Regions from separate parts of the Homo sapiens genome. Here region 1 is linked to region 2. A link is a contact called in ENCODE Hi-C or POLR2A ChIA-PET data. All regions are on one chromosome and are shown on one strand. The core of a region is the stretch at or near the end of the contact, and the rest is flanking DNA. Distances in the headings are between cores, read along the strand shown. Region 1 overlaps TBC1D22A (TBC1 domain family member 22A). Region 2 overlaps TBC1D22A (TBC1 domain family member 22A).

Region 1 (3,317 bases), core at 69-2,568, 180 kb before region 2:
GGGACCCGGGCTTGTGAAGGACACCATTGTCCACAGCATACCGGGTGCAACCAGGCCCTCACTCTCTTGGCCCATGTTTTCACCCTAAAAGGCAGGTCCCAGTTCCCCATTCCTCGAATGCGGGGCTAGGATGACAAGTGCTGCTGGCTGGCCATGGCTCTGTCCCCTGACCCTCCTCCCAGCCGGGTGTGCCCATGACACCAGCACTCTCCTGGTGGTTCTGTCCACCCACCGGCTCCCTGCCGGGCTGCAGGCTCTCCCTCCAGCAAGTGGCAAGGTGTCTGGTCTCAAAACTCTGCTGGCGCAGGAGCCCGGGTTGACCTGAGCACACCCTCTGATGAAGCCCCCACAGGGACTCCCAGGGAAAGGCCCTGTCTCCCAATTTCCCACGGCAGCCCAAGGTGGGAGGTGTTATTTCTGCCGGTTCACAGATGCAGAAACTAAGCCTCCACGCGCTGATCAGTGTGCTTTGTGAGGCAATGGTGGGAGTGAGCAGGACAGGCCTGCCTCGACTCCAAGTCCAGCCCCCTCGTAACGCCTTTCCTACTGGAAGGACCGGCAGCAAAAGCCAAGCAAATAGACAGGAGGGTAAGTGGCCTCCCCCTGGCATCACTTCCTCCCTGGGAAAACAGTTTGGGCAGAATCAACTCAACGTTCTGCTGGCCTAGAGTGGGTCTGATTTTATTTCCTCTTCTCAGGGAACTGAATCAGCAGCAATCATCAGCAGGCTTCCTCTGAGAAGTTTCCCATCGACGTATCCTCTTTCAAGGGCCTTCCAAGCATGGAGACATTTCCTCAGAGATAATAAGAGTAAACAGGGAACTAAGGCCTCCCAGACCTTGACAGCCTCTGCCTGAGTGCACAGATGCAGCTGGGCTGTGGCAGCTCCGACTCGCAGAGCCAGGCGCCGCGTGAGCCAGGCAGGAGCCTCGCTCTCTTGGTCTGTTTAGCTGGCTTGTTATTTTATCTGAGGAAATGTCAGTGGCCTATTCTAGGTGTCATTTCTCACAATGGGCCATTTGTTACTCTTCAAGGTAATGAAGTAATGGCATTTAACTCAGAGAGCCCCCGTGGTGATTTGTCTTCTAAACGCCAGGAGAATTGGAATTACCCTTATTGTTAGAATGAGATAAATATCCCCCGCCAGAGAAAGCATCCCCCACTTTGGCAAAGGCACACAGAGTGGCACAGGGCACTCTGGACTCCAGGCTGTGACAGCGGGGTGAGGGCCAGGACAAGCTGCAGAAAATACCCACGGGCTGGTGTGTCTGGCCCCTGGGGAGATAGCCTGGGAAGGTCCAAGGCCACCCAGAGGAGCCCTGTCCCTGGGTGTATGGCCCAGGCGGAACTGCAGGCAAGATCAGCAGGTTTTCCCTGGCTTCTATCTGTTAGATGCTGATATACAAAACCAGAGTCCACTGTGGGGAGAGAATGGTCTCTGAATCAAGACTCGGAGATGGCCAACACCCATGACAGATTTTAACCCAAGACCTTCCCACTCAACGGTACACACTGTCCGCCAGGCATGCTGCCACCCATGAGGCAAGGAGGGAGAACGAGAAGGGAGCAAACTGGAACGAGGCACGACCTGGGAAGCCCCATGGCTGGGGCCTGCATTGACCAGCATTGGGATGCTCACAGCCGGGCAAGCCACAACAAGGAGGACAGGTTTATCTCCCAAAACATGTGTCACTCCATAGGACAGCAGAGATGACAGCACTGACACCAATCGAAAAAAAGATTTTTCAGGTAAGATCACAAATGAGAAAGGAAAACACAGACATGGTAATTCCAAGCAATCCCAGGGTTCAAAGGAAGAAACGCGATTGAAAGGAAAAAATGATCAATACACAGGTGAAAGCAGAGACAGGAAGCAGAACCAGATGCCAATCAACGGAGGGTGGGGCCTAATGAAATGACAGCCATGGCTGTGGCCCTGGGGGTGGGGGTCAGGCAGGGGGCGGCTCTCAGGCCCCGGGGCCTTGGGAGATCTGGGCTTAGAGATTTCTTCCTGGGTCATGAAGACATGCCCAAGCTGCCTCAAAGCAGCTGGATTCCAGGAGGTGGGTAATTCACAGGCATCCCTGGGCTGTGGGGAGGGCGAGGGGAGATGTATACAACCTCAGCTTCCTCCCAGCCAGGAAGGACCTTGACAGCCTGGGAGCCATGACAGAGATGGGCCACTGTGGGGACTTTCTACAGTGACATTTTTGCAAACACATAATTAAAAATAATGAAACTTAAACCAGCGCGTTTCCATCTGAAATATGATTGTATCTTTTACTTTTCTCATTTAATTATAAACATTAACACCAGCATGTATCACAGTGTTCTGGGACTGCATTTGGCCCTTTCTTCCCCTACATCAGTCACCACACCTCCCTACAAGGGGCAGCCCCGTCCCCTATACTCTGGGGACACCAAGTTGAGAAATGTGTCAGTCCTGACCCCAAAGAGCCCGCAAGGTGGTGGGATGGCGAGTGCACAGGCTAACCCCAAGGGAACCTGGAGGAGGCAGAAGAGGCTCCCACAGCCCAGGGCAGAAGATCAGCAGGCCCAAGTGGACCACAACAAAATGTGAAGTCATGGCACATAAAAACAGACACTGAGTTAAAAACCATCTCGCTTGCCTTCTTAGACCACAGAAAGGCTTTGGGGGATGATTTAACTAACCTTCTTTGAAAATGCTGCCCTGCTATAGTATTAAGGAAAACAACCAATTTGTAAAATAAGCCCCCCTTTATCAACAGCTCCATTTACATGGAAAAGTCTAGCACTGCATCTACAGAAATCTACACAGAGGGGCATCATCCAGGGATGCCACACACAGGAATGTCTGAACACTCCTGCAAGGTGGGGGGAGTGGGGCGGGAAATTTGCACTATTTTCTGCAGAAGGGCAGAGAGTAAAAGGGAATGTCAATTTTCACAATGAGCAGTTATTTCTGCAACAGAAAAAAACAATGTTTAAGCCACTTAGAACAGTTTAAATAAGGCCTGTCTCTTCCTCAGATAAATACCCCTAGAGCAGAAGATCCCACGGGTGGTGGTACTCCCCTTGTGAATGTTTTGAGAAACTTTCAGGGCATTTGGGGGTCAGAATGATTAGGGTGGGGGGTGCTGCTGGCATCCAGTGGGCAGGGCCGGTGCTACAAGGTGGGGATAGCACTGCACAGTCACCACGTCCAGCCTGAGACTCCACCAGTCCACGTGGATGGAGAGATGGACGAGTGGACAGATGGATATGGGTAGACGGGTGGATGAATGGTGGGTAGGTAAACAAAGCTAAGTTTTTGAAATGGAGGATATTTAGCTTGG
Region 2 (3,680 bases), core at 663-3,162:
GGCATCTTGGCCGTGGACCTGAGCAAACTGCAATGCAAAGGCAGTCTTTACTCGTACATGCTCGAAGGCTTCACCCAAAACCAGCCAGGAAAGAATTCCCAGGTGAAAAGACAGGCATAGAAGTGTTCAGCTTTGATCTAGCAATAGTGAGTGAAAAAGCAAACACAATTCACAGAGACAGCCAAAAGAAGAGCAGGCGAAGCCCATGAGGACTCAGTGGCAGGAGGGGGAGGGGGCTCCAGGAAGGTCACCTGGGAGGAGGCGCAGGGCCACATGGTGATACCCTGCAGGACCACCCCAGCTCACTCTGGCCAGTGCCTGGGGCACCTTCCCCGAATCCCAGTAAGGCTCCTGCCCAGCAGTGAGGGGTGTGGGCCAGGAGCGCCTGTGCAGGGTGCAGGCCTGTGGTATATGGATTTGAAGACATGATCATTTAAACAAGATTCCCCCAAAATAGGACAACACACAACATCGGCCCCACCTCACGTGAGAAACTTGTCAGACAGGTGCAGTCCTGCAGGGTCACAACAGCCCAGCACAAGCCCCACACTCTGCGCTCCCGCCTGCTGTGGAGGGGCCAGGACAGGCCAGGGCCGGGCTCCAGCAGCTGGTGGAGAATGCGGGAAGGAGGAGGGGAAAGGACAAGCCAGCATGGATGGCCTGCAGCCAGGCTGCCCATGGCTAAAGGATGCCAGCTCCTGGCTCTCCCCAGGGCTCCCCCACCTCCCCACATCAGGCTGTGGCTCCCACATCCGCCGTCTTCACCGGGATGCGCAGCACGGGGTGCACAGTATCTCACACAAAGCGACTGCTTGATCAGTGTGGCTGAATGAGAAACCAGTCTCCTCCCTGAGGAATGCCTGGGAGCAGGAAGGAAGCAGGAAGACCGGGGTTGCCACAGCCCTCCCATATCAGAGCCGAGACGCCAAGTGAGGTTGGAACGTCACTTACGTGCCATGTAACAGTGGATCAAAGGGGGGGTGCTGGGCACCATACACGTGCTGGATGCTGATGGAAAAGAAAAGGAAAACCAGTGAGCCTCTCTCCTGCCTTCCCAAGAGCCCTCCACCAGCTCAGCCGAAAGGTGGGCTCCCAGGAACCCACAGGACTGAAGGAAGCAGCTCCTCATGGGCTGTCGCAGGCCCCCCTGCAGCCACCCGGGGTCCTGAGGGCCCAGTTCAGAAGGGATGAGTGGCACCATACAAGCCCACACCCCACACCCCACACAAGCAGGGCATTCAGCCCATCCCTGAGAATGGACCTCAGCCCGACAAGCACCACCACAGACCCTCGGGCATCTACACGGTGATGAGGGTGTCTGGGAGTGCAATGAAGGAACTGAGGCCTCTGCCCACAGACTAAAAACTCGAAGAAACGCCCACCTGGGAATTCTCACCTGCCATCATTTTGTCTGAAATTGAATGCAGAATTGCAAAAGATAAATATAATTTTTTAAAAGATTGAACAGGCTTGGCACGGTAGCTCACGCCTGTAATCCCAGCACTTTGGGAGGCCAAGGCGGGCGGATCACCTGAAGTCAGGAGTTGGAGACCAGCCTGGCAAACATGGTGAAACCCTGTCTCTACTAAAAATACAAAAATTAGCTGGGCATGGTGGTACATGCCTGTAATCCTAGCTACCGGGAAGGCTGAGGCAGAAGAATGGCTTGAACCCTGGAGGCGGAGGTTGCAGTCAGCCGAGATCGTGCCACTGCACTGCAGCCTGGGTGACAGAGCAAGACTCCATCTCAAAAAGAAAAAGACTTAACAGTTTTACTATAAAAGTCTTACATGCATCAGAGTAAATTTGGAAAACTGATGGAAATGAAATACCCCACGTGGCAGACACTGTTGGTTGACTCATCAACCTCTACCCAGAAGCCTTTGCTCCTTTGGCTGACGTCAGCCACGGCTGGCCCTGTGACACACATTTATTTTTCATAGCCGGCAAGAAATAAATGCTGGTTTTTACTTTTCTGGAAAAAAAAAAAAAAAAACAGGCTTAGCTAGCACCCCTTTGGCCCCCAGCTTCTTTCCCTTTTTTCCACCTGGAACACAGAGGTGAGGCCTCAGCCATCGTGCGTGAGTGAAGATGCCACCATGAAGGGCAGCAGGGCAGACAGGCAGGAAACAGCATGGGGCTGTGACAGCTTTGAGCTGCTGCCCAACCCTGCGCTGCTCACCACAGACTACCAGACACAGGAAATAAACGAATCTCTGTTTGTTGAAGGCAATACTGGCAATGTTGGGAGGCCGAGGTGGGCGGATCGCTTGAGCTCAGGAGTTTAGGACCAGCCTGGGCAACATGGCGAAACCACGTCTGCACAAAAAAATACAAAAAAATTGGCTGGGCGTGGTGACATAAGCCTGTGGTCCCAGCTACTTGGGAGGCTGAGGTTGCAGTGAGCCAAGATTGCACCACTGAACTCCAACCTGGGTTACACAGTGAGACCCTGTCTCAAAAAAATAAAATAAGTGATTACAAAAAAATGGCCGGATGATCGCTTGAGCCTGGGAGGTGGAGGTTGCAGTGAGCCAAGAATGCACCACTGCACTCCAATCTGGGTTACAGAGTAAGACCCTGTCTCTAAAAAATAAAATAATATAGTGATTACAAAAAAAGTAATAAAGATATTTGGAGACAAATATTTGCACACAACTATGATAACCTCTTGGGGATAAACTCCTAGAAATGGAAAGCTTGGGACATAAAGCACACATTAAAAAGGCCACTGGTCCACACTGCTGAAGAGCCGTGGTTCATATCCCACCAGCAGTGTCAACACCACACACCACTGCTCATTCAACAAGAGAACAGTGGTCTCCGTGTCGGCTATGTGCCTCTTCATTCATTAGTAAGGTAAAACTTTTTTTTTTTATTTTGTTCATTTGTACCTCTTCTTTTTGTAAATTGTCTGCTCATACCCTTTGTCCATTTTCTAATGAGGTGCTCACCACTTTCTCACTGCTTTGTAAAAAAAAACCTTGTAAACAGAGGATTCCTTCTTAGTCGTTCTGGTGGTGTGGTCAGCAGAATAACGGCCCCCACCCAAGACGTCCACATCCTAATGCCCAGAACCTGTGACTACGTCACCTTACATGGCAAAGGGGACTTTGCAGATGCAATTAAGAATACGAATGAGGTGGGAGACCATCCTGGGCAATCCGGATGGGCACAATCTAATCATGAGTACTCAAAAGCAGAGAACCTTCCTGGCTGTGGTCAGAGCAGAAGAGACCGCGGAAGGTCACACAAATGCAACATGGCTGACTCTGTACGTGGAGAAAGGGGGCTGTATGCCAAGGAACGTGGGCGGCTTCCTGGAGCTGGAGAGAGCAGGGAAAACGCTCTCCCCTGGAGCTTCCAGAAGGAACCAGCCCCGCCAACACCTTGGTGTTAGCCCAGCGAGACCCACATCAGACTTGCAAATTCTAGAACTCTAGGATACCATGTTTGCTGTAAGCCAGTAAGTTTGTGATGATTTGCTAGAGCAGTCACAGAAAGACAATGGCGGTGGCCAATCTGTTTTCCTTGGTCTGGGAGGCTGAGCCACTCTTGTGTCCTTTCCTCGTGACTCCACTTTGGGGACGACACTTGGAAAGGCCTGACCCTTCTGAGAGTGCATAAACATTGCCGTGTGCTAGTTCAATCCTTCTAGAGGGCTCGTTCCTACCCTTAAG

The links. Hi-C counts contacts between places; a loop is a spot of excess contacts on that map. ChIA-PET counts read pairs that join two places held with the same protein, here RNA polymerase II (POLR2A). Pooled maps may share reads with other maps.
Region 1: a loop to region 2 is called in a map of IMR-90, with 2.3 times the contacts of the local background. The contact joins two enhancer-like sites. A Hi-C loop is called at or near these places in 1 of 168 maps with a recorded cell type or tissue (IMR-90) and 2 of 50 pooled maps. POLR2A ChIA-PET finds 5 or more read pairs at or near these places in 1 of 52 experiments (Caco-2).

Annotation. Positions count from the first base shown.
Region 1 is chr22:46,968,857-46,972,173 of GRCh38, reverse strand. The region is part of intron 8 of TBC1D22A (TBC1 domain family member 22A); the gene reads right to left. Among named protein-coding and RNA genes, the nearest start is that of TBC1D22A-AS1, 54 kb to the right of the region's middle. Within about 2 kb of position 1,318, at least 19 of the 41 ENCODE cell types and tissues checked have a DNase peak (open chromatin) inside an H3K27ac peak, as active enhancers do.
Region 2 is chr22:46,789,848-46,793,527 of GRCh38, reverse strand. It overlaps TBC1D22A (TBC1 domain family member 22A), which reads right to left. Exons shown (of 13, transcript NM_014346.5): 2 at 952-1,008; 3 at 1-27. Among named protein-coding and RNA genes, the nearest start is that of TBC1D22A, 29 kb to the right of the region's middle. RefSeq lists an enhancer at 1,928-2,037. Within about 2 kb of position 1,912, at least 19 of the 41 ENCODE cell types and tissues checked have a DNase peak (open chromatin) inside an H3K27ac peak, as active enhancers do.